Linked DNA regions of Mus musculus: all the other regions are linked to region 1. Evidence: chromatin loops called from intact Hi-C (ENCODE). Cell type or tissue: heart. All regions are shown on one strand. Region 1 holds the start of Yars2 (tyrosyl-tRNA synthetase 2 (mitochondrial)). Region 2 holds the start of Cebpd (CCAAT/enhancer binding protein (C/EBP), delta). Region 3 has its middle 4.4 kb from the start of Spidr. Region 4 has its middle 11 kb from the start of Pkp2. Region 5 holds the start of Dnm1l (dynamin 1-like). Region 6 holds the start of Mzt2 (mitotic spindle organizing protein 2). Region 7 holds the start of Snai2 (snail family zinc finger 2).

Region 1 (4,000 bases):
TAGGGAGACTCTGAGAAAGATGTAAGCCAGAGTAAGAAGGAGAGGTTACTAAATAGCCACATGGCAGAACTTAGAATAGAATAAATGTGTTAATAAGTTATGTCCTAGTTGTGAACAAGCCTAGCTATAAGGCCTAGGCATTTATTCAGGAGCTGTCAGTCCCATTACACTAAACAGTAGTTTTAAAATTTTCATCATCTGAGACACGTTTCCATCAAGTATAGGGCCATCATGTAATGCTGTCACAACAGCATTTCTTTGAAAAGAAAAGCAGTACTAAAGCTAGTGCAGATATGAAGTCATACTTTCTAATACCCAACTGTTGCCCTGCTCTTTAAAGTCACAATACGTAGGTATTTGTTGTATTAACCCAAACTTGCAAGTGAGAGATTTTTCCCAATATTAAGTACAGTATCTGTTAGGCTTTCAGAACTTCCTGCAATGCATCTTACAGTCTGTCTCTGATCAAAGTGCAGATCAACAGATTCTGACTAGAATTTTAAAGATATTTTGAGTAACAATATGAGAGAACACTCTAGCTATTTTCTACCAGTATTAGAGAATATTACCAGTAATATTACAATATTACTGGCAATGAGAAATTAAACTCACTGATAATTAGATGAGCAAATACATTGATTAATCAAAATAACAAATTTATAACCCACTAAAATAAATGTCTTCTTCAAATACCTTAGTATTAGGACATGGAAAGATCTGTAGCTAATGGTCTGGGGATGGGTCAGGATCCTCTTTCAGGAACGTGAGTGTTGTTTGTCTTCTGCATATGACTCTTAGTCAAAAGGCTTGCCCAAAGTGTGGATTTCTCTCCAAGAGCATTCCATATTTAAAGATTAGCCGGTAATAAAGTGAAACAGCCTACCTCCTTGTTTCAGTTTGGAAGACTATGGAAGGAAATCTCAGCTCCTGACTTCCTCTGGGATACTGAATGACTCTTGTCTGGCCTGAGCTTTCTATTGCCGTGATAAAACAATATGACCAATGGCCTGGGAAGAAAAGCGTTTATTTCACTTTACAGCTTATAATTCGTCATTCAGGGAAGTCAGGGCAAGGACTCTAGTCAGAAAGACTCCTGAAGGAACTAAAGCCGAAGTCATGAAGGAGTGCTACATACTGGCTTATTCCACATTGTTTGATCAGCCTGATTTCTTTTAGCACCCAGGACCACCAAGGGTGGTGTTTCTTTTGGGACCCTGGGACAAGAGACTCAGGTGCATATTTTACATATGAAAACAGATCTGGCTTCCAGGTTCTCTCAGCATCCCTAAGTCTCTACCTGGCATACCCTATCCCCAACCCTGTACATTCCAGCCCAGGGGATGGGCTGCCCTTCCCTCAGACGCTCTTTGCTATACAATCTACACATTTTGCTCTCTCTCTCTCTCTCTCTCTCTCTCTCTCTCTCTCTCTCTCTCTCCCCACCCCCTGCCACAAGCCCTTTCTCCCCCCCCCCATGGCGACCCCCCCTGGCCTCAATTCTAGGGGGACAGTAAATCTGCTTTATAATCTAATCTGGTTTGAATTGGCTCATTTTACCGGAGAAAGGACCTATCAAGAGGCACCACCCACAGTGAGCTGGTCCCTTCCACATCAATCACTGATCACCACTGGCTTGTTCATAGGCCACATTGGTTGAGGGCATTTTCTCAGTTTAAGTACCTCAATGACTCTAACTTTGTCAACTTGGCATAAAACTAGCCAGCACACCTCTACTGCAACTTACTCCTGGCTCAATTGTTCTCTGTCTCCCTCCATAACCCCTACTTCTCTCACAATGGTAGGTGATGGCCACAAATGGCACATTCTCAATAATGCTACTCCACATAAATCAGGGAGTTTTGAAAGTATGGCCCACGTCTACTCATATATGGAAATGTCAGAATAAATTCATTATTTTGTACAATTTGTGTACGCTAATTAAAATGTTTAAAGAAAATTAGTCAGAATCTACAATGGGACTTGGGGGCTGGCTCACCTGCCATACAATTGCAAATGAGAGTCCTCATCCTGGTGAGAGGATTCCTAAAAGCACCTAATATGTTATGACTTTGAATGACTCCAGTTTTTGTTATACTAAACACAGGGAGTTCTTTCCTGTTTTGACTTTCCTCTTGCTAGGAGGAGACTGCCACCTTCAGGACACCCACTAATGACGTGTGTGTGTGTGTGTGTGTGTGTGTGTGTGTGTGCGCGCGCCTGCCTGCCTGCCTGTACTGTGACGAGGCTCTCATTAACTGGGGAAACTGGTACAAAGAAATTTCGTCTCCACTCCACTCCGAGTTCTTTCTACAGGTCCAAGACTTATGGGACTTGAGCATCACAGCTTTTGCATGATCATTTAAACGACAGTAAACATTTGTCGAGCGCTTACTACACCGCCAAGTGCTTTCACCACAGCTGTGAGACAGGAAGTACTATCACGACATCCTCACTGAGAAAACGGGAATGAAATGATAGAGGAACAGCGGGGGCCGCAAGACGGAACTCAGTCGGTCCACATTCCAGGACTGCCTACAGCACCAAAGCCTAACAGGCCTCCCGCTACGCCCGAGCATGCGTAGAGAGACACCGAGGCGCCCGCGGTCGCAGGGCGACAGAGGTCCAGCATGCCTTGCGTGTCCCGCAAGATGGCGGCGCCCATGCTGAGGCGCCTGTGCCGCGTTCCGCAGTCCCTGGTCTGGCTACGAGGGTCGCGTGCGGTGCGCCCGGGCGCGCGGGGAATGCTGGTGGCACCGAGGGCCCGCGGCTTGTTCAAGGAGTTCTTCCCCGAGAGCGGCACGAAGACAGAGCTCCCCGAACTCTTTGACCGCCGCAGGGCGGGCTCGTCCCCCCAGACGGTGTACTGCGGCTTCGACCCCACGGGCGACTCGCTCCACGTGGGGCACCTGCTAACTCTGTTGGGGCTCTTCCACTTCCAGCGAGCCGGCCACAACGTGATCGCGCTCGTGGGAGGCTCCACGGCCCTCCTGGGGGACCCCAGCGGCCGGACCAAGGGGCGCGAGGCGCTGAGCGCCGAGTGCGTGCGGGCCAACGCGCACGCCCTGCGGCGAGGGCTCGAGGCCCTGGCGGCCAACCACGCGCGCCTCTTCGCGGACGGCCGGCCCTGGGGCTCTTTCACGGTGCTGGACAACGCGGCCTGGTTCCAGGAGCAGCACCTGGTGGATTTCCTGGCCACGGTGGGCGGCCACTTCCGCATGGGCACTCTGCTGAGCCGGCTGAGCGTGCAGTCGCGTCTCAAGAGCCCCGAGGGCATGAGCTTGGCGGAGTTCTTTTACCAGGTGCTCCAGGCCTATGACTTCTACTACCTTTTCCAGCACTATGGATGCCGGGTCCAACTGGGCGGATCAGATCAGTTGGGCAACATCATGTCTGGCTACGAGTTCATCCACAAGTAAGCTGGAATTGTTAGAGCCTACGGAAACCCGGGGACGAGTATACAGAAGTAGTGTGTTATTCGTTAGGAAGATTGTAAGTTAGAGCTGGGAGTTAGAGCTGCTGGAAGCAGACCGATATTCAAGATTTGGATTGTGTCTGTTTTCCCTAAGTCGCCTTTAGTTTCTTTAGAAATTGTTATTTATCCTGAAAATAATTGGACTTCTGTTTAGAACCGTGTGCACTAATTTAGCTTTTCGCCTCCATAAAGATTTTCACAGCGTTTTCTTTTTTTAAAGATTGATTTATTTATGTATGAGTGCTCCATCTCTATGTAACACCTGCATGCCAGAAGAGGGCACCAAATTCTTATATTATATCCCACATGGTTGCTGGGAATTGAACCCAGGATCTCTGGAAGAACCACTGAGCCACCTCTCCAGTCCTCACAGTTTTCTTGAGGAACATAGATTATATGGCTGGTTCGTGTGCTACACGACAAAACTCATTTAAAAATATTAAAAGCCACCTTCTAAATGTACCTCCTGGTATCCTTTCGCCCAACTTTGTCATTTTTCTACCTGATCCTTCAAAAATCAAGTCCTGT
Region 2 (4,000 bases), 420 kb before region 1:
CCTTCTAACAAAGCCACACCTCTTAATAGTCCCCAAACAGTTCCACCAACTGGGGATTAAGAATTCAAACATATGAGCCTCTGGGACCATTCTCATTCGAACCGCCATTTATTACAACGTTCTTTTCTTGATATATAGCCTCAATATGTAGCTCAAGCTGGCTTCAAATCCATAATCCTCCTGCCTTCACTTCTTGAATGCTAGGAAGTTTTACTTCTCTTCAAGCTTGATTTCATATTTCATTTTACCTAGAGCTATCAGGAAATGTTTTTAGAGTATTTATACATATTTGAGTATCCCATCTAGAGAACTGTTCTTGTATGGAGTGAAATGCACAAGCAGGACCTCAGGGAGATTGGTTGGTGTGACCAGACTGATCTTCCAAGTCTGACAGTGCTCTGTGACTCTAAGACATATCAACACTGCTAGGCTCCTGAACTTTTAAATACCAAGGTTTCCAGAATGTCCACATAGACTGGGTGTCATTGGAACCTCCAATATGTTCCATATGTGACATTGCTGAGGACAAGGAGAGGGTCTCAAGGATTCTAGCCAGAAGGCTTTTGGCAGGTGTGCTGAGAAGAGCTAAAAATGATGTATTTCTCACAGGAATAAGGCATGGGAAGTGTTCACATTCATCTTGAGTACATTTCATCTATAAAATTATAGATTAACTCAATTTATAGTTTAGGAAATTATTTTATATAATTAGTTTAATTTTTATGTTGAGCTTGAACACTTTCTCTATTGGTGGCTGCTTTTAGGCCTACATGGTTAAGTCATTTTGTTGCCACCCACGGTGCTAGGAAAGGTCCTTGAGATTGGCACAGTGTGTGGGAACAGTCATGAAAGGATCACAAATGACTGTCACAGGGGCTAAACTTTAACAGCTCTCAAATGTCACACTATATTCATGCTTTGTTGTTCTGTCATGTTGCCTTTCTCCATTTCTGGAAAATTGAAAAGTACGCACTGGTTGGCGGGTTTCTGAATACACAGAGCTTTCAGGTGCGGCCCAATAGTGGCCACGGTAGCCTGTCCTTCTGAGACATTCTAATTGGCCCCGCTGTCTTGTAAACACAACTTTTCATAAACGTAGTGAGTGGACCCAGGTATCAAAACAAGCATGTTGTCTCACTGAAAACAGCCTCGGAATGTGGTCTCTCTGAGGGATAAACACGTGTTCTCTAATCATGCTTCTATGGCATCCAGGGCTAAGAACCACGAACGTCTCCTAGGGTTTTCCTGTGCATGCATATCACATGTGCGCTGGCTTTAACCCCAGAGGCAATTAGTTACAATAGCAACATCATATGCCATTTATAAACATCACTGATCATTATGAAATTCCAAGGCTGTGTTTACCTTTTTTTTCCAAAAAAAGCCATTAAATATTCCACAGCCCCTCATTAGGATTTTCCTCAGGAACTGAAGGTAGGAGCTAGGCTGCTCTGTGTAAATCAGCTGATGTTTGTTGTCAGAACACCTGGTGAATCGGAATGAATTAGGGGAGGGATATGAGGGACACATCTGAATTTGGACAGATGATTTTCTTGACTTTTGCTTGAGACAGGCCATCAGGCACTTGAACTCCTGGGGTTCAACTACCCACCTAGCCTATCAGGTTTGAGTAGCTGGGGTTGAAATTTCTCTTCATCTTTTCACGAATTTTGAAGAGCTGGCAACTTAACACCTCTTTGTGAGTACTGATGTAAATCTTAGCTTTCTCTCAGCAAGCCACAATTTCAGAATAATATCCCTTTTGGGTACAATTTGCAAGAAAAAGAAACAGCAAGATGCTATGCTACCACCAGGTGGCACAGCTTTAATAACCAAGAAGAAATGCCAGAGCACCCAAGATCCGCTGTCAGGTGCGGAGAAACGCACCGCGGTTAGGGTGGCCATCACTCTTCCGTTGGCTTTGTGGTCAGCGGGGAGCCCGGTTGATCTGTCCGTCTATCAGGCTCTGTTGCTGAACCTAACCTCGACGGCAGCTGGGCCTGGGCACTCCGAGAGGTGTAGCTGGAGAGGGTTCGAATTTCAGGAGGCTCCCACTGGCTGCGCTCACTCTGGACCGCCGGAGGCTGAGGCCCGGGTCCGCGAACCACGGTTCACTAGTTCTGGTCTCGTGGCGGAGGTGCCAGGACTCGAGCTGCGGAGCCTTGATCCCTGTTCCGCCTTTGCTATGTCTGAAGGCGTCCTGCTTTGCGCGTGTCGGGGCCAAATCCAGATTTTCATTTCGCTCCAGGCTTGGACGGCTAAGTAGGTCCAAACCGCACAAACAGGAAGGAGGGAAGGCAAGGAGTGCGGGCAGAGGGCGGGTCGTTCCCAGCAGCACCCCAGTCCCTCCCCGCTCCGGTCTCCGACCCACTGGGGCCGGGGCGGGGCGTGCGCGTCAGCTGGGGCTAGAAAAGGCGGCGGTCCGGCCCGGCGAGGTGACAGCCCAACTTGGACGCCAGGTCCGGCCGACGCCGCCATGAGCGCCGCGCTTTTCAGCCTGGACAGCCCGGTGCGCGGCACACCCTGGCCCACAGAACCCGCGGCCTTCTACGAGCCAGGCAGGGTGGACAAGCCCGGCCGAGGGCCCGAGCCAGGGGATCTGGGGGAGCTGGGCTCCACGACTCCTGCCATGTACGACGACGAGAGCGCCATCGACTTCAGCGCCTACATTGACTCCATGGCCGCCGTGCCCACCCTAGAGCTGTGCCACGACGAACTCTTCGCCGACCTCTTCAACAGCAACCACAAAGCGGCCGGCGCGGGCGGCCTGGAGCTGCTGCAGGGCGGCCCTACGCGACCCCCGGGTGTGGGGTCTGTCGCTAGGGGGCCGCTCAAGCGCGAACCCGACTGGGGCGACGGCGACGCGCCGGGCTCCCTGCTGCCGGCGCAAGTGGCGGTGTGCGCGCAGACAGTGGTGAGCTTGGCGGCCGCGGCTCAGCCCACTCCACCCACTTCGCCGGAGCCTCCTCGAGGCAGCCCGGGGCCGAGCCTCGCGCCCGGCACAGTCCGAGAAAAGGGCGCGGGCAAGAGGGGTCCGGACCGCGGCAGCCCGGAGTACCGGCAGCGGCGCGAGCGCAACAACATCGCTGTGCGCAAGAGCCGCGACAAGGCCAAGCGCCGCAACCAGGAGATGCAGCAGAAGCTGGTGGAGTTGTCGGCCGAGAACGAGAAGCTGCATCAGCGCGTGGAGCAGCTCACCCGGGACCTGGCTGGCCTCCGGCAGTTCTTCAAAAAACTGCCCAGCCCGCCTTTCCTGCCGCCCACCGGCGCCGACTGCCGGTAACGCGCGGCGTGGGCCTTTGAGACTCTGAACGACCTATACCTCAGACCCCGACAGCGGGGAGCAGACGCCGCCCGAATCGCTAGTTTCTTTGGGACCTGCGAGCGACAGGAAGCTGCAGCTTGGGCACTGGACTGCGAGAGAAGCTATATTAATCTTTCCCCTTAAATTATTTTTTATAATGGTAGCATTTTCTACGTCTTATTACCATTGCAGCTAAGGTACATTTGTAGAAAAGACATTTCCGACAGACTTTTGTAGATAAGAGGAAGAGACTGCGCATGCTTTTTATATTCATTTTTACAGTATTTGTAAGAATAAAGAAGCATTTAAATCGCTGCAGCTTCCTATGTTCATTCTCTCCCGCACACAACATACTGAGACTTCACCAGGGAAAAGCAAGCACCTGGGAGCCACCCGACCAGGTGCGTTGCCCACACGGGGTAAGGAGATGGACGCGTTTCCTCGCGGTCTCTATTGCCCGCGGAAGGAACACGGGAAAGCATGACTAATTCATGTGTGTGATCCCAGAGTAGGCTGACCTGGGGCGGAGAACAGTTGGCCTAACTTTTAGGTGGTTGCCGAAGGGTGAGGGGGTGGAAGAGAGCTGGGAGTCTGAAACTTGATTCCTCGTTGCCTCTACTTTCCTCAATCTAGGGACAACGTGTAGATTTAAAAATGTGTACCAGTACAAATTAATATCCTAGTATATAAAAAGGG
Region 3 (4,000 bases), 150 kb before region 1:
ATGTCCTAGGTGACACAAATTTTACAAGATTGAAATGCTAGGCTTAAGCAAGAATAAGATGATTATGTAAATTGATAATCCAATCAAGGAGAGATCCATGAAAGCCATGGCTGTGTGCATTTCAGGATAGTCATTCTTTATAGTTTGTTCTCAGGGCTATGGTTGTGTGTGTGTGTGTGTGTGTTTTTTTTTTTAATGCTGATAGCTATATATTAAGAATATGGCAAATGGGGCTAGAGAGATGACTTAGAGGTTAAGAGCAATTGTTGCTCTTGCAGAAGACCCAGGTTTGGTTGCCAATAACTTCAATTTCAGTTCCATGTGATCCACTGCCCTCTTCTGGACTCTGTGAACAATGAATGCATATGGTTGGTACACAGACATAGAAGCAGGAAAAACAACCATAAATATAAAATAAAAATAAATTAAATCTTTTTTCAACACAATTTAGTGAGATAGAAAAGAACAACTTCAAGAAAAATGATGATGGTGAAATGCATTAAAAGGAAGAGAGTGTAAAGCTTAGTCGTTTGAGTGCCAACAGTATCAGATGAAAAATAATGCAACAAACCAAAGCATGATTGAAGGTTATCAATACTGATGAGTTTAGATGAATCTATCTGAATGCATTTACATACATAGAACTTGGAGCCTGAATATGACATAGACTTTCCTACATTATCCTCCTTATGAATTCTTCTCCTTTAGATTTTTGTATACTCTTCAGGGAGCAATGCCTCCCTCCACTTGCCCAAGTAATGCCATGGCAAGATGAGGTTTTCCCCCTAGCTTATCACATTTAAGGACATTATGCATACAGTTTCCATTTGGCCATGAGACTTGTGAGCACATCTGGAGAAAGTGTATGTTTATCATTGCTGCTTTGTCCCTGCATAAGCTATTTGGAATAGAAAACCAGTAAAGGGAGCAACACCCCTCACCTGGAGTGCCTGGTTCTGCTGACTCTAGAATCAGCACTTCCTATTTGCACAATATATGCTGGCTAACATTTAGCCTCGGAGGTATCCATGGTCTATATGGTCAAGAAGATAAGTATCTCATCTAAGCTGTAGAATGCTTTGAGAGCTGTTCCATCATTCCCTAGAACTAAGCCTAAAAACAAGGGTGAAAATATTGGCTGTCCTTTGAGTGATTGTACCCTCACTGGCTTTAGTCTCTAATTATGGTTGTTGAATGTCAGTTTAAAAAGTATTGAAGCATAAATTGTGCTTTAAAATCTAGATGTTGCCGGGCAGTGGTGGCGCATGCCTTTAATCCCAGCACTTGAGAGGCAGAGGCAGGTGGATTTCTGAATTCATGGCGAGCCTGGTCTACAGAGTGAGTTCCAGGACAGCCAGGGCTATACAGAGAAAACCTGTCTTGAAAAAAAAAAAAAAAAAAAAGATCTAGATGTTATACAAAACTTAGACACATTGACATAGATAATTTTTAAATAAACTTTTAATGTCTTTTAAGACTATTTTTTCTAATTAGAAACCAGACACAGAGAAAAACAATAAACAACTGTCATAATAAAACACACACAAAAAAAAAATCTTTATTTTTAACAGCACATTGTGGTGGCCTGAATGAGATATTCACCACAGTCTAAGGCATTTGAATACTTGGCCTCTGGTTGGTGGTACATTCTGTTGGGGAGTTTTAAGAGATGTTGCTTTGTTAGTAGAGGTATGCCCCCTGGGGGCAGACTTTAAAACTTTAAAGACCCATGCCATTTTGAGCCACTCTTTCTACTTTCTGCTTAGGATTTAAAATGTGAGTTCTTGAACTCTCATCAAAGAAGTTTGACTTCATATATGTTAATTAACACAGAGAATGGATAATGTCCAGAGAGTGAGAGACTTTGGAGCACTCAACCCTATATAGAATGCTTTTATCAAACTCATCCCCTCAAGGCTCCTGGACATAGGTAAAAGAGACAGAAAGACTTTAAAAGCAAAAGGTAGAAGATGACTCCAAAGAAACAGGACTGATGCACATATGAATACAGAGAATGTTAGTAATATCACACTGCACAAGTAAAAGCCAGACAGAATCCCAGCAGAGAATGGTAGTAATGTACTACAGGGGGACACCAGAGAGTGCATATAAGGAAACACCAGAGAGCAGTGGTAACATACTATAGGGAATACCAGAGATTGGTGGGAATATACTATATGGTGGGGACACCAGAGAATGGTGATAATACACTAGAGAGAGACATCAGAGAATGAGGGTAGTATGCTATAGAGGAATTCCAGAAATTAGTGGTAATATATTATGGGGGGGGGGCTAGAGAGTGGTAGCAATATACTATAGATGGATGCCATAAAGTGGTGGTAATAGGGGAATACCAGAAAATGGCCAAAAACCACCACAGTGGGCACCAGAGTGGTGGTAATACACAACACCATGGGGGACGGCAGAGAATGTTAGTGATGCACCCCAGGGAACACCAGGGAGATAACTTTATAATTATACTTGTGCAACTCCAAAAGTTAGCAGATTTCTATAACACCACTTGTCCTACAGCTAAACATAATCCCAACTTATACTGAAACAAAAAGGAAACACAACCCAGTGAAGAGATAAAGGATTTGAAAATGGCTGATACACACCAGGGGAACATAAAATTTGGTTCCCCCAAACAGACCAATGAGAAACTATTAAGGAATGCCTCTCAAGAAAAAAGGCAGTAACTGCTCTAGTCACTCAAACCTTTGGTAGGAAAGGACTAAAATCCTCAAGCAAGTAACCAGGACCTGTTATCTTTGCCTTTGTTGTGACCCAGAGATAGTGTCAAAGAACTACCCTTACTAAAATTCATGCAAAGGAGATGCACATTCCCTGGGGAAATATTGACAAATAGATTTTATTCAGATGCCTTTCTGAGGTAGAAACAATACATTTGGACAGAAAAAGCAAAAGAAGTGGTTGAGTCCTCATCAAAAAGAGTCAGTCCTCATGTTGGATTCCCAAAACCTCTTCAAAATAACAATGGGCTTTATTTATCTCAAAAATATTTTCACGCTTGAATATAGCATTCTGTGGGTAAAAAAATGCTTGCTGCACAAGCATGAGGGTAAAGATGTTGGATCCCTGGAACTCCTGTGGATTCCAGGTGGGCTTTGTGGCCATCTGTAATTTCATCACTCAGAACATAGATATAGAGGAAGCTGACATAGGGCAGCTAGCTAAATTAGCCATTTTCACAAGGTCTGGCTACAAATGAGAGACCCTGCCTTAATGAAAAAGTTGGAGAGTGAATAATAATGACTTCGGAAGTCAGCTTTGGCCCTCCATTCATATGCATATGTGCACACATAGAGACACACACGGAAAGTGTACCTAAATACATTTAACCATATATGCATGTACATACATTACACACATGCACATACTAAATATTTGGTTAAGAAAGGGAAAAGAAAAGGTGACCTAGGAGAGCTTCCTGTTCCTACTGATTCCTAAAGGACAATGCACTATTATATTTGACTTAAAAGACTGCCTTTTAGCCGGGCGGTGGTGGCGCACGCCTTTAATCCCAGCACTTGGGGAGGCAGAGGCAGGTGGATTTCTGAGTTCGAGGCCAGCCTGGTCTACAAAGTGAGTTCCAGGACAGCCAGGGCTACACAGAGAAACCCTGTCTCGAAAAAAAAAAAAAAAAAAGACTGCCTTTTCTCTATTCCCTTACATCCTAATGGTAAGAAACAATTTTCATTTTATGTTTCTACTTTAAACAATCAACACCCAATGACTTGATATCAATGGAAGGTTTTCCCACAAAAGATGAAAAATAGCTTCTATCTATGCCAATATAATGTACATAAAGCATTTTAGCCAGTACTGAATAAATTTCTGAAAGTACTCATTATTCATTATGTGGATGGCATTATACTCTCCAGCTCATCTAATCTTAATGATGACTTAAATGACTGTTTAATTTTTATAGTAAACAAACAGAAAAAGGAAAATTTGAACATAGCTCTGGATAAAGTAC
Region 4 (4,000 bases), 100 kb before region 1:
TCGCTGTTATGACAGACTTTTATTAATAAAAACATTTTTAAATGTCATATTCTGAAGACTTCTGATGTTTTTGAAGACAACTATTTATCTACAGTATATCTGATAGGCAAATGTTGCTTGCTTCTAGCTATCTGCTATCTGCTTAACTTTGAAAACACTTACAGGATGGTAAATAAAGCTTATTTATGAAATTAACTAAGTTAGTATCTATCATGACCATAAGTTTAAATGACTATTAGCTTGCATTTCTTAATTATCCCAAACAGTCTATAATAATAGCCTTCAAGGACTAGAACTTCATATTGCATTTTTAAATGAGTTAAATAGATACAATACCTTAAACAAGAGTTGGAACATATATACATTATGTTGTAACAAAAATATAACCTTAAATTTGTATCAATATACAAAATTCCATAGCAATGTAAAAAATATTCTTGGGTGTTGTTGCTTTCTAGCCTAAAAATAGATTAAATAATCTATCCTTTTACCCTACCGTTCCTATATTCTTCTTTTTTTCTTTGTATCCCTTCTCCCCCTTTTCCACCAAATTCTAGATAGGAGAGAAAGAAGGATAGAGAAAAGCAAAAAGAACAAGAAAAAGAGATTCCTGGATTTAACCTCCTTTAAGTTGCTTCCACCTTGACCAAGACCATTAACAACTTGTAACCAACATTCATCACCTGCAAAATGACCAAAAACCACCCACACTATCTCTTGAGAACGGGGCATCACTCTCCTAAAATTGTTTCCTGCTGTCTTGGGGGCAATGTTCTCTTTGGATGGCTCTAAGAAAATTGGGATATTGCCAAGTCTCAGGAAAGCTAGCTGTATAGTTTGCTGACCAGTCTGTGTGATGGGAAAGCATGGGGCTTAACTGAAGTCTTAGCTGGAACAGTCTGTGGGGCTGGACCATCTTACCTAGGTGTTTTGCAGTTGTTCTGAATGCACATTTTTGAGGAAACAGCTGTTGAGACAGTCTGTGAGGCTGGATTGCCTGAGCTGATGTCATGTCTTTATTGATGTCTGGCCCTTTTGCTCTGTAAACATATAAACTTTTAAAGTAACACAGATTTTGCATTAACACACATATGGAATGTGCAGTGTGCACAAATCAGATCATTGTTTGAGCAGGTGAAGGCATCTTTCTTTCACTTTAAGTCTGTTTGGACTGTATGATCAATCTGTAATATAAGCTATCACCTGTGCCACTTGAAAGGATGGATTATAATAATAAGTCCTAAGGGTTGTGTAGCCATCCTGATTTATGGGCTACACATAGGCACTTTCATGTCTCAGCTGTCACAGAGCTGTTCCCAAGTAGAGGGATCAGCATTCAGGTCCCCTCTACTGTTTTGTCATCCTTCTGGGTCTTTTCCTTTGTGTCTGCCAGCAAGATTTTCTTGGTCAAATCTAATCTTTATTGATTTTGAAGGAATCCATAGATGTCTTCTCCTGTTGAGACAAAGACAAAACCTCTTCCTCAATGCATCACATTTCCTGCCTTCCATTTTGAGGTTATCACATATACAGGCTGGTTAAACTCAGCCGTCCTTTCTAAAAATCTAGTGAATTTCAGCACCTGCATTATTTGTCTTATTGGTACTTATAAAATTCAAAGTCAATAAAGCATTTTTAAATCTATCTCTGGGTATCTTTATATCCCACTTTCCCTTTATGAGCATTTCCTATAAAGGCCTGTTAGATCTTTCTGCAATTGATTACCCTACAGAACTGTGGGATATGCCCATAGCATGGGACATACCACAATGCCTAAAATATCGTTGTATTCTAATGGATACATGTACGAAAGCATCATCACTTTCAGTCTGGAAAGGCATCTCTAAGGTAGCCATCACTTCTAATACATGGGCAATCTCAGAATCAGCCTTTTCAGAGCTCAAGGCAGAAACATATTAAAATCTTGAATATCAATTGTATGATATACTAACATATGTACATATCTTAGTTGTACAAACTCTACAAAATATAATACATAATCTATTGTATGACATTGCTCTAAGGTAGCATCATTAAACAGAATCTGTATTCTTAATTCAGCCTATGCTTGTTTGTTTTGGTTATTTTTGAGACAGGGTTTCTCTGTGTATCCCTGGTTGTCCTGGAACTCACTCTGTAGACCAGGCTGGCCTCGAACTCAGAAATCCGCCTGCCTCTGCCTCCGGAGTGCTGGGATTAAAGGCATGTGCCACCATGCCTGGCTCTGTTTGTTCCTTTATCTAGGAGTTTAATAGGCTGCCATTCTGCAATCTGGTCACAAGGTGGGGACGTCGGCTGTAGACTGGGCTCCTCGGATGTGCCTTTATTCTGAATCAGTTTTCAATCTTTTCTATCCCCACTACTCTAGCATCTACGTAGCATATTTTAATCATTACAATTATGATGATTTGTATGCTTATAATTGTAACAAAACAATATAGAGTCCAAATACTCTCTTCTACGGTGTTTTTAACATGGAAAATGCTTTCTTTTAAAATATCTCCCACTCTTTCCTTTCTATAGTTTACTTTATTGTGAACATTTATAGAACATTTTTTCTTACTTTTTCTTTCTCCTTCCTTTGGAGACTTATTTTTCTTCTTTCTTTGAAGATGTTATTTCTATTTCTCTATCTTTCCTTTGGAGACTTTATTTCTCTTTCTGCTTCTAAACTTAATATTTATCTCTGTATCTAAGTTTATATAAACTCTTACTTTTAGTTATTGTACTGGCTCAGAGGCTGCTCTGTGTTCAGGACTTCGGGATCTTGGCTTCCAGGACTCCATGACCACACAGTCCCATCCTCTGATTTGGAGATAGAGATCAGCAGCAGCTTCTGCTGTCCACTCTAGCCTCAGGCTCCACCTGGCAATGAGGCCTCACTTCCGCTTGCTCCATTTTGCCTGCAGGTAGCAGTTGGAAGCTCTAAGAAACTGTGGTTGCTTAGGAAACTTTTTTTTCCTCCGTCCACCTAGGACTTTTCCTAATACCTGAATCTTTTGTCTAAGCTTGGATTCTGTGCCGGACACTAGATGCCAAATGTAGACGTATGAGCTTTATGACAGAGACCTGGTATATTTATTAAGAGCTTCAGGCACTAAGCTGGGCCAGTTCTGAGCTATTCTAATGCAACTCTGCTGGCCTGGCCTACTTCCCAGCCACATGGCCCTTCACCTGCCATCTTAGTCTCGCTCTGGCTCCTCTGTTTTCATTCATGTCCTGATGGCGATTCCTCTCCTTCTACCTGAGCGCATCTCTCACTCTCAGGGCATGAAGTCTTGCCTTATCCTCTCCTGCTCAGCTTAGGTTATTCAGCTCTTTATTTAATTAATCAGAAGGTGCCTTAGGCAGGCAAGGAAGAACAGAGACACCTCTTCACGAAGTGCATAAACAACACTCCAACACTTTTTCTTGTTTGTTTGGTTTTGCTTTATAACTTATAATTCCATCACTGAGGGAAGCCAGGACAGAAACTTGGAGGTAGGAATTGAGGCAGAGGCCATAGAAGAGCGCAGTTTACTGGCTTGCTTTTTCTTCATGGCTTTCTCTGTCTATTTTCTTATAGCATCCAGGACTACCAGCTGAGGGATTCCACTGCCCAAAGTCACCTGAGCCTTCCCAAACATCAATCAAGAAAATGGCTCACAGGCTTACTAGCAGATCAGTTAGTTAGGGACACTCTCTTAACTGAGGTTTTTCACTCCAAATTATGATGGTTTGAATAAATATGGCCCCTATAGACTTGTTTGTGAATGTTTGGCCCATAGGAAATGGCATTATTAGGAGGTATGGCCTTGTTGGAGGAAGTGTGGCACTGTGGGGGTGGTCTTTGAGGTCTCCTATGCTTAAGCTATACCCAGTGTGGCACACAGTCTCCATCTGTTGGCTGCCCCAAGATATAGAACTCTCAGCTACTCCTCCAGCACCATGTCTTGTACATCTGCCATGCTTCCCACCATAATAATAATAATGGATTAAGGCTTTGAAACTGTAAGCTAGC
Region 5 (4,000 bases), 57 kb after region 1:
TTCAGTTCCCAGCATGTTCATGGCAGTTCACAACCATTTGTATGGCAAGTTCCAGAAGATCAGTTGCCTTCTTCTGGCTTCCAAAGGAATTAACAGGCATTTGATACATATACATATACATAAACACAGGCAAATATTCATAAAGTAAAAATTAACTTAAAAACTAAATATCTCGTTACAATGAATAATATGCATCACTGAAAATCTTCTATAAGATCGCAGGAACAAAATACCAAAACAAACAAAAAACCAAATAGTACACTTGATAATTTGGTCTTCGGGCACAGCCAACATCAAGTGTTAATGCTGGATTATGCAGACATGACTGTCCGAAAACTATCTATGCCAACCCAGCAAATGGCCCCAAAATAATTCCTACTGCTTTAAATATTTAAAGGCCAATAATAATAATAAACTACAGGATGGTTTGAAGTATATGGATATCCTCTAATTTATTTCTTCTTATAATATTTATACACTTTCTGTAGTTAAGATGTAGCCATACAACCCATGGAAAACAGAGAAATCACCCATCACCTCAGAAGAAAAGAATATTAACAAATGGGAGCACCTAAAAGTATGTTTATAAAGGGGCTGGGGAGATGGCTTGGAGGTTAAGAGCAAAGGCTGCTCTTTTAGAGGACCTGGTTTCCAGCACCCACATGGCATCTCACAATCATTTGTAACTCCAGTTTCGGGGATCATATACTTTCTTCTAACCAGCACCAGGGAAAACACTCACATCATAAAAATTAAAAAAAAAAAAAATTCTGGGCATGGTAGTTTTTCAGTCAAGGGAGCTGAAGCAGGGGGAGTGCTATGAGTTTCAGCCAATTCAGGTAACAAGGTAAATTCTTAGCCAGCTTGAAGTACAGAGTAGGGCTCATCTCAAAAACAATTCTCGCCAGGTGTAGTGGCACACGCCTTTAATCCCTGCACTCGGGAGGTTGAGGCAGGCGGATTTCTGAGTTCGAGGCCAGCCTGGCCAAAGTGAGTTCCAGGACAGCCAGGGCTATACAGAGAAACCCTGTCTCGACGCCCCCCCCCCAAAAAAAAACAAAAACAAAAACAAAACAAAACAATTCTCCCCAGGAGGATAGAGGCACTGAATGGTCTTCCAGAAGTCAATTCCCAGCAACCACATGGTGGCATGGTGGCTCACAACCATCCATAATGGGATCTGATGCCCTCTTTTGGTGTGTCTGAAGACAGCGACGGCGTACTCACAAACATTAAAACAAACAAAACCAACAAAAAACGCCCTCCTCCCCTAAAGTTCTGTTGCTCCTCTTCAGTTCAAAGCAGGCATTTTTTTAAAAAATGAAACTCACATATCTCTGCTATTCTAGATATCTATTCAACATTCTTTCATACAAAATTTGGACTTATCGCCAATACCCCACATAAGGCCTGAGAACCTTATACCAAATTTGGGTCACAGTAACAAAATTACAAACACCAAAGTCATGGTGCTCCTTCCTAACTTTAGGCCTCCAACTACACCCGGGATTTTCTTTTAATCTTATTTTTACTTTGTAATAGCTCCGTGGGCCACCGACTCACCACTAGCTTGCTGCCTGTCTGCTCACAGCAACTCCTGAGTCCGTCGCGTCCTCAGCGGCCGGAAGGAAGCGACAGCCGCCCACACGCCCGCCCGCGCGTCCCCCGAGTGCCCTTGGGCCAAGCCGCGCCGGGCTGTAGGCTGCAGGGCCACTCAGTCCCGCTGAGCGCCCGGGAGCAGAGCGGAGCGCCGAGCTGCCGGCCTCCTCCTGGCGACACCTGCAGGCCTGCGGCCGAGCCAGGCCTCGCAATCGCGGCCTCATCTTACCTGCGTTCCCACTACGACGATCTGAGGCAGCTGGATGATGTCCGCACCCACTGTGTTGAAGACGTCCTGCAGCTTATTGATGACCGGGATCAGCGCCTCCATGACCCCCGAAACACTGGACCCCCAACCCAGCAGGCCACTGCAATGAATGGGGACTCGACCCACAGCCCGCTTGCTTCCTCTTCTCCTCCGCCCTTTCCTCGGGAGCCCGCACCCATTGGGCCGGGCCAGCACCCAGCCCGCTCCCGGCAGGCCACGCGCCACGACAGAGGTGGGCGCGCAAAGGCTGCCGGGAGATGTAGTTCAGGCTGAGTGGAACGCGAAGGCCTATTCTAGAAGGTTTCAGGTATCGACCTGAACTGGGCGGGTAAGGAAGCTGAGACCGTGAATCTGAGTCTACTATAGTCAAAATGCTAGCTAACAGCTAGATGAATAATGATTGTTAGAGTGTTATGTATGAGTATGCCTCCAGGAGTTGGGACACACCAATTTTATGGACAACCATGGAAGACTTAGACAAAAGGTTAACAAGGTCTGTACTACATAGTGAAATCCTGTGTTTATAAGAAGGGATAGAGTCGCCGGGCAGTGATGGCGCATGCCTTTATCCCAGCACTTGGGAGGCAGAGGCAGGCGAATTTCTGAGTTCGAGGCTAGCCTGGTCTACAGAATGAGTTCCAGGACAGCCAGGGCTACACAGAGAAACCCTGTCTCGAACCCCCCCCCCCTTCCAAAATAGGGATAGAGTCTATTAATTAACCAATGTCATTTCCTTATGAGAAGTACTACTTTATGAAGAGCAATCAAGGAAACTATAGGAAAACTTAAAAGAATGTCTCCAGACATTTCTACCGCTCCAGCCTACCCACCAAGAGAGTTTATCTGGTCAAAGTTCTGAGAGTGAATGATAAGCCCTTAGAACTAGACATTCGTATCACACACACCAACTACGACTTAAGGTACAATGCAGAAATGAAGGCAGAAAGAATATAAGAAACCAAGGATTGAGCAGCTGTCATCTACTTACAAAGCTGTAGTTGTAGCCTGAATACATAGCACTATATACCTGCACAAGATTGGGCCCTCCAGCTATCTATCATAGAAACAGGAGGTGCCCATGAAGCTCCATTCTTTCTAAAGGAGCAGTAACTGTGAATGTTTGCTGGAGTTGGGGATTAGCTTTTTCTATTAGTATACCCACTAGGACTAATAGGTGGGAAGAAGGAGTCCTAGAAAGGAAGGGGGAATATCAGAGGGTAATGAGGGTACCAAAATAATCACAATATACTGGATTTTAAGACTGTTAAACATAAATAAAACAGTAACTCAGAGCCACAAACTCCCCAGCCTGAGAGGAGTGAAAAGCCAAGCAAAACTTGTTGCTATCTATTCATGATAGCCATGAGCACTCATAGTCACAAAGTTGTGGATTGTATAACTGGAGGGGTTACTTACCATTCACCTGCAACATATGCCATAGGAGACAGGCTTTACTGTTCAGAACACAGATGGTGGCTGGTTAATAAGTTTTGAAAAACACATAAATGAAAGACTCTGAAGATCCAGAAGTGATTTTTGGACATCTTGGCAAATGTTGTGACCTTCCCTTTTGTCTTTTAAAAACAAAGATTTCAGAATCCAAAACCAAGTGCAGCAGCATATATGTAACCTCAGACTGAGAAGGCAGAGGCAAGAGTCAGCTCTATTGTCTCCATAGTGAGCTCCAGCCTAGCCAGAGATAAATAAAGTACCCTAGGAAAAATGATGCATTTATACTTGATTTTCCTTTGTCTTTTACTGTGTGCTAAGAGCTAGTTTGGTAAAATTGATATACATACATATTACCAAAGCCAACATGTCATAGATTGGTATGGTATATGTTCCTACTCAAATTATCTTTTCTCTGGTAACAGAACACATATAGTCTTATATATTATCATGTAGCTTTTTGTAAGAGAAAAAATAATCCCACAGGCAGTGCTTAAGAAAGTCTACCAGTACATTACTGCCAGGATTGCCCAGAGCAATCAGACATAAGAGGAAAGAAACAGGAAGGGATGAGGCCTAAATATTATTACACACACACACACACACACACACACACACACACACACACACACACACACACAAAGATAATCTGAAAGTAGACACAGGCCCCCATTCCTAACTCAG
Region 6 (4,000 bases), 440 kb before region 1:
ATGATCCGGGGGCACCGGTACAATTGCATATTCTAAAAGTACTGTGTCTTTGATAGACTAAGCAAGAAAACATGTCCTTGTTCTGAGTTGCATGGCTGGGATGGCCTACAGTGCCCTGGTATTGTAGCTCAAAGCTGCCCTGGCCTTGTGGGACAATGGCAACTTCCAGCGGCAGAGTGCACATCAACACCAAACCCACAGATTAGACAATCAAATGCCTGTGACAGGAGAAGATGGGCAGCAAGAGAACCAGGGTGAGGGGTGGGGGCAGGGAGGCAGGTGCTTGGGAGGAGGGCCATGGAGCAGACCTGGAGAGGCTGCAGGCCTGAGGGAAAGGTTACCCTTGTTTCTCTTCCACAAAGAGAAAGGGTGATAGAGGCCAGAGACACACATTGATCAGAAAGTGGGTGGGTCAGCGTGTATGTGTGAGTCCCCAGGCCTGACAGTCTGCCTTCACTGGGCCAGACTGCTCACTTTACCCCACCTGGATTCCTTCCATGTGGTTCTTGCACTTACAGGCAGGAAATGAGCACTGGACTTGCATCCACTTGTCTGGGAGGACAAGCTGTATTTCAGAGGGTCCGACAGGCAGAGAGAACAGATGTAACAGATAGGATGGGCAGGCTGGAGGACCTGAGATCCCTGTTACACTCTGCTCACCACCATCTGCTTACACCTGGTCCCACTCATGACCAGGCCATTCACACCTGAGAACTGGGTGAATCTTTCTGTCAGACCTCTACTTTTTGTCCCAAAGGAATCAGATGGCTTCAGTCCTGCAACCCAAAAAAATCCCCAGATGAGAGGTGTTCGGGCCTGGCCTGAGATGAACAGGAGCTAGACGTGGCCCTCGGAGGGGGAGGCGTTGTCTGCTCTGCTCTCTGAACACTTCCTTGAGGCTGTGTGGTAGATGGAGACCAAAGCCATGTTTATTCCTCTACCTGTGCAATGGAGGCATGATGAAGAGGTGAGAGGGAGTCAGAAAGACCAAGTCTAGCTTGCTTGGACCAGTCTTTGGTCCAGCAGTACAATCCGAAAGGTGGAGCCAACTAAAGTCCCTGAAAGGTGGATGGGTCTGCAGACCTTGGGAGGAGGCCTATAGACAGGTTGAGCAATTCTAAGACAAGCCGGCACGAGGTTCTCTACTCCTTCCCCACCTCGGCCACCCTCTAGGCAGAAGTACCCAGCCCATCTCTAACCTCGGGTCTCTGATGTGGATGTAGACAGAGATATGGGCACCGAGTCCTGGGGATCGCTTGCCAGCCGCTGCCCAGCACACATGGACTTCAGCATCTGGAAGACGGCGAGGGGAGCCACATTCAGATTCAGCAAGTCCACCAGGATCCTGGGGAAACAAATGCAGTGCTTAGCGAATACTGAAAGCCACAGGGCGGACATGCTCTAGGAGTCGCGCCAGCTGGGTCACCGTCTTGAAACCCCTTAAAGAGACACGGATATCTTAGAGTAGCAGATGCAGGAATGAGGAGTCCTAAAGCCGGCATTATCTGTAGGGAGTATGAGCTCAAAGTCCCGACCCCCGCTTTCTCACTTGAACACATCGGGGTCGATGGCGGCGCCAGCAGCCTGAGCTAGCTCGTACAGCTCCATCTCCTCGGCCCCCAGCACTTTCTTCCGCCGAAGCGCCAGCTTCTGCAGCGTTGCTGTCTCCAATCCTGTGGAAACCGCGAGTGCAGCACCACCAGCAGCAGCCGCCGCCGCCGCCATTCGTATAGCCTGAAAAGGGATCTGTGTTGGACAGAGTCTCTGCAAGTCAACAGCTCCAGCACCGAGGCGAGAGTTCCAAGAGGCCTTTACACAGTCGGTTACTTGACTTGTTCGGAACGTCTACTGTGCACAGGGCAGTGTGCTAGGCATGGGGTGGGGTGGTGGGAAGCTGATCACTGCCTGACGATCAGACTTGGACTGCTGGCTTAGGTAGCAGACCCCAGAATAGTACCTGGCATATACCGGGTACTTAGCAAATGCCTGTTGGATGACGAGTATTCACGATCTCGTGTAATTACCAGTTCTGTTGACGGTCCCTAAACAGCTTTGCTTTTAAACGGATACGCACTCCTGTCCCCCGACCCCGAAATACATAAACTTGGGGAGTAAAGAGCAACTGAGGACGTCACTGCGCACGCGCCTTGTGGCCAACTGCTTCTGCACTTGATTGGCTTTTGCTTTTGCAGGCGCTTTTCCCGGGAGGTTGAGCCGCTTTTCCCAGTAGGCAGGGGTGTGGCCTGACGCGCAGCTTGATGACGCTATTTCCGGGTTGTGTGTCTGGATAGCGGCGTCTATTTCTGAAGATAGGTAGGATGGTCATTTTGAACTCAACACGTTAGCTTGGCCGGTGTGTTGAGAACTGCAAATGTTTGGCCGGTTACCATGATTGTCACTGCCATCGGGAAAGAGTGGACCGGGGGAGCCGTCCAGAAGTGCCTACACAGTGAAAGGGGACCAGGAGGGGCATCTAAAATTTGTGCGGGGGCACTCTTGGAGATATTTTGTCTCCTGATGCTTTGTCCATTTTACATTACTAGTCTTTTGCATATGTGTGTGTATCCGTATGTGTATGTTTGTTGATTGGTGTTTTTATTTTTTCAATTTGTTTTATTCTGGCTTGATTTTTTTTAAATGTGCCTATTTGCTAGAAAAGAGAGGAGGGAGAGAGAGAGAGAGAGAACTTGAGAAGGTAGGGAAGTGGCAAAGTTCAGGGAGGAGGTAAGGGAGGGAAATCATGATCAGATTATAGAGTATGAAAAAATATTTTCAATATAAAAATATATTGGGTGAATAGTCTTCATTCTTAGGGGAAAACGTATTCATTACCGGGAAGGGGAGAATTTAGAGCATCTAGTCAGTTCTCAGCCTTCCTTCTTTCTTCCTTATACTGAACACAGCTTCCCTGGTTCTGCACTTCCGGTCTTCATATTTGGTGAACCTTTGGCCAGTCACCAAGGTCCAGATCTAAGGACTAAACACCATTTCCATGTTGAATGGTGCGTCTGTCACAGTGAGGACCATGGTGACAGTAAGCTGCTGGTGACTGTGAAGAGCCAGTGTGGGCTGTGGGGAATGAGTCTGGCTCCAGGAGCAGACATTACAGGATGTATGTGCATCTAATCTGGCACCTGCTTCCCAGGGTGGAACATCAGGTGCTTGTTTGCAGGATTCCAGAATATCTCAGGTTTTCGCAGAACTGTGGCCATGATGTAAATGTAGGGCCTCCCTGCCTCATTAGTTTATTGTAGGATTGATGGCTCCAGGAACCAGCTCCTATTGGTCAGAATGCCCAAGAGTACAAACTGGAGGCAAATCGAAGTGAGGCACAGCATCATCTCCCTAGCCAGACAACTGTTACCTGCATGCCATCAGCTCTGCCTGTTTGTAGGAGTATATCACCTCAGGTCCATGGATGGCCAGTGTCCATTCATAGAAGGAAGGTCAAGGTAGGGTCATTGGACCCTCACATAAGTCACTCCGCCATTTTCATATAATTCTGACATAATCATACATGGCCTCAACTTTAGGAAAGTCCAGAGGACTAAATTGCACAGACTTAGAGACCTTAATAAAGGGCTCTTGTACTAATACGCACTTAAAAATTCAAACATTTATGTACACACAACATGCTCATACAAAATCTCTCTCTCTCTCTCTCTCTCTCTCTCTCTCTCACACACACACACACACACACACACACACACACACACACTGTCTTGGCTAGTGTTTTGCCAACACGACACAAGATAGAGTCATCTGGGAAGATCCTCCATTGAGAAAATGACCCTATCAGATGGCCTGTGGGCAAGCCTGGGGTGCATCTTTTTTTTAATTGATGACTGATACCAGAATGCCCAGGTGACTATGGCTGGTACCGCACCTGGGCATGTGGTCCCGGATGGTATATCAGAGCAGGTTAAGCTAGCAATGGGAAATAAGCCAGCAACATTTCTCCATGGCCTTTGCACCAGCTCCTACCTTTGTGTTCTGTCTT
Region 7 (4,000 bases), 1.6 Mb before region 1:
ATGAGAGAATGAGAAAAATGAGATGGTATGAACTTTCCAGGGTCCCATGAGATTCAGGAGTCAGTTTTATGGGAAACAAGTCAAGATTACCTTCCAGTGGGTTTAAGCTTGAAGAAAAGTTATGAAGCCCACTAAAAAAGGCTATAGGAATTTGTGACCATTTATTTCCTTAGATTACATTTTAAACTCTAAGGTTTAGCCTTCCTTAATTTAACTTACCTGACATCTCTAGTTTGACTTGGCTGGGGTTCTCTTCCACAAGAAGTATCTCTCTTATAAGTTATTTCTATAACCTACCTAATTAAGGAACATCAGTTTCTCTCCAGCTTAGGACTAATTTCTTGGTTTGGCAAAGGCTACCCACCACTAACTTCAATCAATCAATCAATCAATCAATCAATCAATCAGTCAGTCTATCAGTCTATCTATCTATCTATCTATCATCTATCTATCTATCTATCTATCTATCTATCTATCTATCTATCCATCTATCCATCTATTGATTTATCTGTGTATGACTGTATGTGTGTGTCTGTCTGTCTCGCAGTCTCTCTTTATGTCTATTTCCCTCCTTTTCTATGAATACAGAATGAAGTATTTAAAATGTTGGTGTATCTAAGGACAAATCCCTGCCTTGCACAAACAAAATCTTGCAGTCTGTGACTAAAAGCAGCACCCCAATCTATTGAAGTCTGCAGGGAGAAACCGTTATAGCAGAGTCCTCCCACCTGGCCTTGGGTATGATAAGCTTCCATTCTTGCATTTTCATTACATCAGTTTAATATCAATTTTCCTCTGCTGTGCCCAAGCAGAGCTTCTGTTTAACATGATTTATGTCATCAGCCGGTGGACTTCCTCCTGCGGCCAGTGGGACACATCTCACATAGATAAGGCATGAATCAGATCAGTTGAGCTCAATACTGGCTAGCACAATCTGGAACACACAGGTTACTTGACTGCAGTCTGTAATTTAACACAACCCCTGGGTCCTTGGACACAAAGGGGCTGGTTTCCCTGTTTCAAATTCACTGGTTCTTTAAAAGCACAATGAATCGTTAATGATTTTTTAAATTGCAACAACTCACTTTAGCAGGTTATCTTCTGGCGTTCCCTGTTGTCATGTGTGGCTTTGTGCCCTCTTTCAATACTAGATAAAAAACAAACGGTGTGTTTTACTGGAAATTAGGTGGAAGGGGCAAGATTTCTTGCCCTATAGAGCAGGTGTCTAAATCTGAGCAAACCCACTAGAAATAGGTCAACTCAGACTCCAGCTCTGATCCATACTCATGGTAGCTTAGAAAGAAATCTAATACATTTTCTTGTTTTCTTGTCACCTGCAGATTCAGTTCCCTTAGTTTAAGGATTCATATAAATATCTTTCTGTATTTGACATTGAAATCAGTGACTATTGTAAAGAGAAAGAGGAATCATTGAAATTAACCCAGGAAGTCTGCGGGTTTCCCCCTCCCCCGCTCACACGCCCGTTTTCTCATCCCCAGATTAAGAAGTTATGCTGCTTGACAATGCACTTTTCTCTTGCAAGTCTCAACATCGCTGGTGGTATTCTGTTTCCGCTGTTTTCTTCCAGCACCTGTTACGAAAAAAAAGTTAGTTGTCTTGGGGTGGGGAGGTGGGGGAATTGGATTCTGCAATTTTGTTGGGAAGAGTCAGGGTAACATTGAAATAAACAGAGTTGCCTGTGGGCACAGTGAAAACTGCACTTTTAAAATGAATCACTTCGGAGTATTTTTACACCTACCCCTATGTGCAAATGCAAGTGAAGTGACCGGCTGGCTACTGGACTACCTAAACTGCCAGTCAAAGAACTTGGCAAAAGAATCCTTTACCCCATCTTTTAATGCAAACCAGGGATGTGGCGTGAGGAAGGGGGAGGCTTTTGAAGACTAAAGAAAACACCACTAAGTAACGGCAGACACTAAGAATTGTCAGTAGAGATTCATATTTTTTTTTCTTTCTCTAAAATACCATGCGCTACAAAGGGAGGAAGTCTTGTCACATGTCTTCATCAGAACTTTCCATACTTCTTCCAGAGTTTGCCTATTGTCGGAGTCTGCACCAGCCTTCCCTTTTATCTTTACACTCTTCCAGTTCCTGGGGTAGGCTGTAAGGCTTTACTTTCAAGTGTCTAACGCAGCGATCAGCAAGTTAACTTTCTGGCACGCCGCCCTAGACCTGCTGTGGCAGCTGCGGGGAGCCTTTACCTTCCTTTCCCAAAAGCCAGAGCCTACAGCTGCTTGTGTGCAATAACCCCCCTCCAGACGCAACTTCCAAATATAGACTCTCTGGCCACTAGGGGCTGCGCGGTCCCAGTCCGGAGGGCCGCCCTTCCTTCCCGCCCTCGCCTTGCCAGGCACTGCCCACATCTGGAAGCCAAGTCGCCGTAGGTCACCTAGCGGAAACACGTTTCCCCAGTGCTCAAGAACCGAGATTTCCTTTCTTGAAAACATTTAATGTATTTTGAGCCTCCACTGAAATGCCATGAGCAGCCCATTTTGAACCAGAAAAATTTAGTCTGACAACAGAGTCTTCCTCTATTCACAGCTGTTCCAGAAGGAGGAGCTGAAATCTGAACCTCTTGGCTGTGATTGGTTACTTCTAGAAAAAGCAACGGAGAAGGCGCCTCCCCGCCCAGAGGAGCTCAGTCGGGCAGGGAGCCGGGTGACTTCAGAGGCGCCTGCCTGTCCCCCGCCGCACCTGAGCCACCGCGATGCTATAGGACCGCCGCCTGGACCGTTATCCGCCCGCGCCCGCCCGCAGCCACCATGCCGCGCTCCTTCCTGGTCAAGAAACATTTCAACGCCTCCAAGAAGCCCAACTACAGCGAACTGGACACACACACAGGTAAAAATCGCCTCTGTAAATCTGTGCGCGAGTAAACCGCGGTTCTATTGCTTGACTCAGAGAACACACCGGGCCGCTTTCCTTTTAATGCTGTGCCAAAACTGTCCTTGCAGTCTCTTGATTACTTAGGTTAAGTTTTAATTCAAAACCTTTGAGATCTTTGCTGACAAGGAAAGCTTCCTTCCGGTCGGGCAGTATAGTTCTCTGAGCCTGTGTGTACGCAAAAGGAGTGCACGGACGTGATCGCACCCTTCCCCTCGCCTGAGCAGCAATCTCCTGAAGCCAAGCACTTGGGAAAGCAGCTGGATTCGTGCATGCCATTACCCGCCACAGGCACGGTACAGCTAGAACAGCCCACGCATAAAATGAAAAGCAACTTTATAAAAAGTTTTAATATAGTGTCTAGTTCTTCGTTCTAAATTGGGACAGCAAGGCTAGTCCAGAATGAAGGTTAGTCAGGGCAACTGTCAGCCTGCACGAGGACAGTAAGCCCAGGTGAAGGGAAGACTTTATGTGTGTCCTGTGAGTAAGGCTGTCTTCACTAGAGAGTCTCCTATGGAGTCTCCTGCATGTTGTTATGGTCTCTCTCAGACTGTGTACATATATTTTAAAAATATTTTGCCTTAATTTTTTCTTTCCTTCCTTTTCTTTCTTCCAGTTATTATTTCCCCATATCTCTATGAAAGTTACCCTATACCTGTCATACCAAAACCAGAGATCCTCACCTCGGGAGCATACAGCCCTATTACTGTATGGACATCGTCGGCAGCTCCACTCCACTCTCCTTTACCCAGTGGCCTTTCTCCTCTTACTGGATACTCCTCATCCTTGGGGCGTGTAAGTCCCCCGCCTTCCTCTGACACTTCATCCAAGGATCACAGTGGTTCAGAAAGTCCCATTAGTGACGAAGAGGAGAGACTGCAGCCCAAGCTTTCAGACCCCCATGCCATCGAAGCTGAGAAGTTTCAGTGCAATTTATGCAATAAGACCTATTCTACGTTCTCTGGGCTGGCCAAACACAAGCAGCTGCACTGTGATGCCCAGTCTAGGAAATCGTTCAGCTGCAAGTACTGTGACAAGGAATATGTGAGCCTGGGTGCCCTGAAGATGCACATTCGAACCCACACATTGCCTTGTG

The links. A loop is a pair of places that touch in the nucleus more often than their neighbours do. Peaks named below come from ENCODE experiments on the same cell type or tissue, not always from the same donor. Only the 100,000 strongest peaks of a DNase experiment are listed, where the experiment ranks them.
Region 2: a loop joins it to region 1, with 8 times the contacts of the local background. A loop is called at or near these places in 12 of 42 quality-filtered maps.
Region 3: it touches region 1 in a loop (4-fold over the local background); 3 of 42 quality-filtered maps call a loop at or near these places.
Region 4: it touches region 1 in a loop (6-fold over the local background); 32 of 42 quality-filtered maps call a loop at or near these places.
Region 5: it touches region 1 in a loop (3-fold over the local background); 16 of 42 quality-filtered maps call a loop at or near these places.
Region 6: a loop joins it to region 1, with 2.2 times the contacts of the local background. A loop is called at or near these places in 10 of 42 quality-filtered maps.
Region 7: it touches region 1 in a loop (10-fold over the local background); 3 of 42 quality-filtered maps call a loop at or near these places.

Annotation. Positions count from the first base shown.
Region 1 is chr16:16,300,336-16,304,335 of GRCm38, forward strand. It overlaps Yars2 (tyrosyl-tRNA synthetase 2 (mitochondrial)), which reads left to right and starts at 2,630. Exons shown (of 5, transcript NM_198246.2): 1 at 2,630-3,412. The coding sequence starts at 2,649. In heart, CTCF peaks have their summits at 2,128 (motif pointing left), 2,334 and 3,740 (motif pointing right); DNase peaks (open chromatin) are centred at 2,296, 2,586 and 3,076; H3K4me3 peaks cover 2,104 bases; H3K27ac peaks cover 1,908 bases.
Region 2 is chr16:15,884,849-15,888,848 of GRCm38, forward strand. It overlaps Cebpd (CCAAT/enhancer binding protein (C/EBP), delta), which reads left to right and starts at 2,438. Exons shown (of 1, transcript NM_007679.4): 1 at 2,438-4,000. The coding sequence starts at 2,477. The coding sequence ends at 3,283. In heart, CTCF peaks have their summits at 1,803 (motif pointing right), 2,738 and 3,304; DNase peaks (open chromatin) are centred at 2,423, 3,253 and 3,753; H3K4me3 peaks cover 2,358 bases; H3K27ac peaks cover 1,523 bases; H3K27me3 peaks cover 711 bases.
Region 3 is chr16:16,149,201-16,153,200 of GRCm38, forward strand. No RefSeq gene overlaps it. Among named protein-coding and RNA genes, the nearest start is that of Spidr, 4.4 kb to the left of the region's middle. In heart, CTCF peaks have their summits at 342 (motif pointing left) and 1,697 (motif pointing left); no DNase peak of the experiment used is centred here.
Region 4 is chr16:16,199,913-16,203,912 of GRCm38, forward strand. No RefSeq gene overlaps it. Among named protein-coding and RNA genes, the nearest start is that of Pkp2, 11 kb to the right of the region's middle. In heart, a CTCF peak has its summit at 2,291; no DNase peak of the experiment used is centred here.
Region 5 is chr16:16,356,936-16,360,935 of GRCm38, forward strand. It overlaps Dnm1l (dynamin 1-like), which reads right to left and starts at 2,096. Exons shown (of 21, transcript NM_001360008.1): 1 at 1,829-2,096. The coding sequence starts at 1,930. In heart, a CTCF peak has its summit at 1,747 (motif pointing left); a DNase peak (open chromatin) is centred at 2,036; H3K4me3 peaks cover 2,054 bases; H3K27ac peaks cover 1,634 bases.
Region 6 is chr16:15,861,199-15,865,198 of GRCm38, forward strand. Mzt2 (mitotic spindle organizing protein 2) reads right to left here and starts at 2,171. Exons shown (of 3, transcript NM_029354.3): 1 at 1,550-2,171; 2 at 1,200-1,345. The coding sequence starts at 1,725. It overlaps Gm41425 (a long non-coding RNA gene), which reads left to right and starts at 2,239. Exons shown (of 3, transcript XR_875934.2): 1 at 2,239-2,313. In heart, a CTCF peak has its summit at 1,807; DNase peaks (open chromatin) are centred at 1,393 and 2,193; H3K4me3 peaks cover 2,250 bases; H3K27ac peaks cover 1,948 bases.
Region 7 is chr16:14,703,191-14,707,190 of GRCm38, forward strand. Snai2 (snail family zinc finger 2) reads left to right here and starts at 2,662. Exons shown (of 3, transcript NM_011415.3): 1 at 2,662-2,862; 2 at 3,521-4,000. The coding sequence starts at 2,784. In heart, CTCF peaks have their summits at 2,317 and 2,527; DNase peaks (open chromatin) are centred at 2,351, 2,641 and 3,871; H3K4me3 peaks cover 2,622 bases; H3K27ac peaks cover 1,848 bases.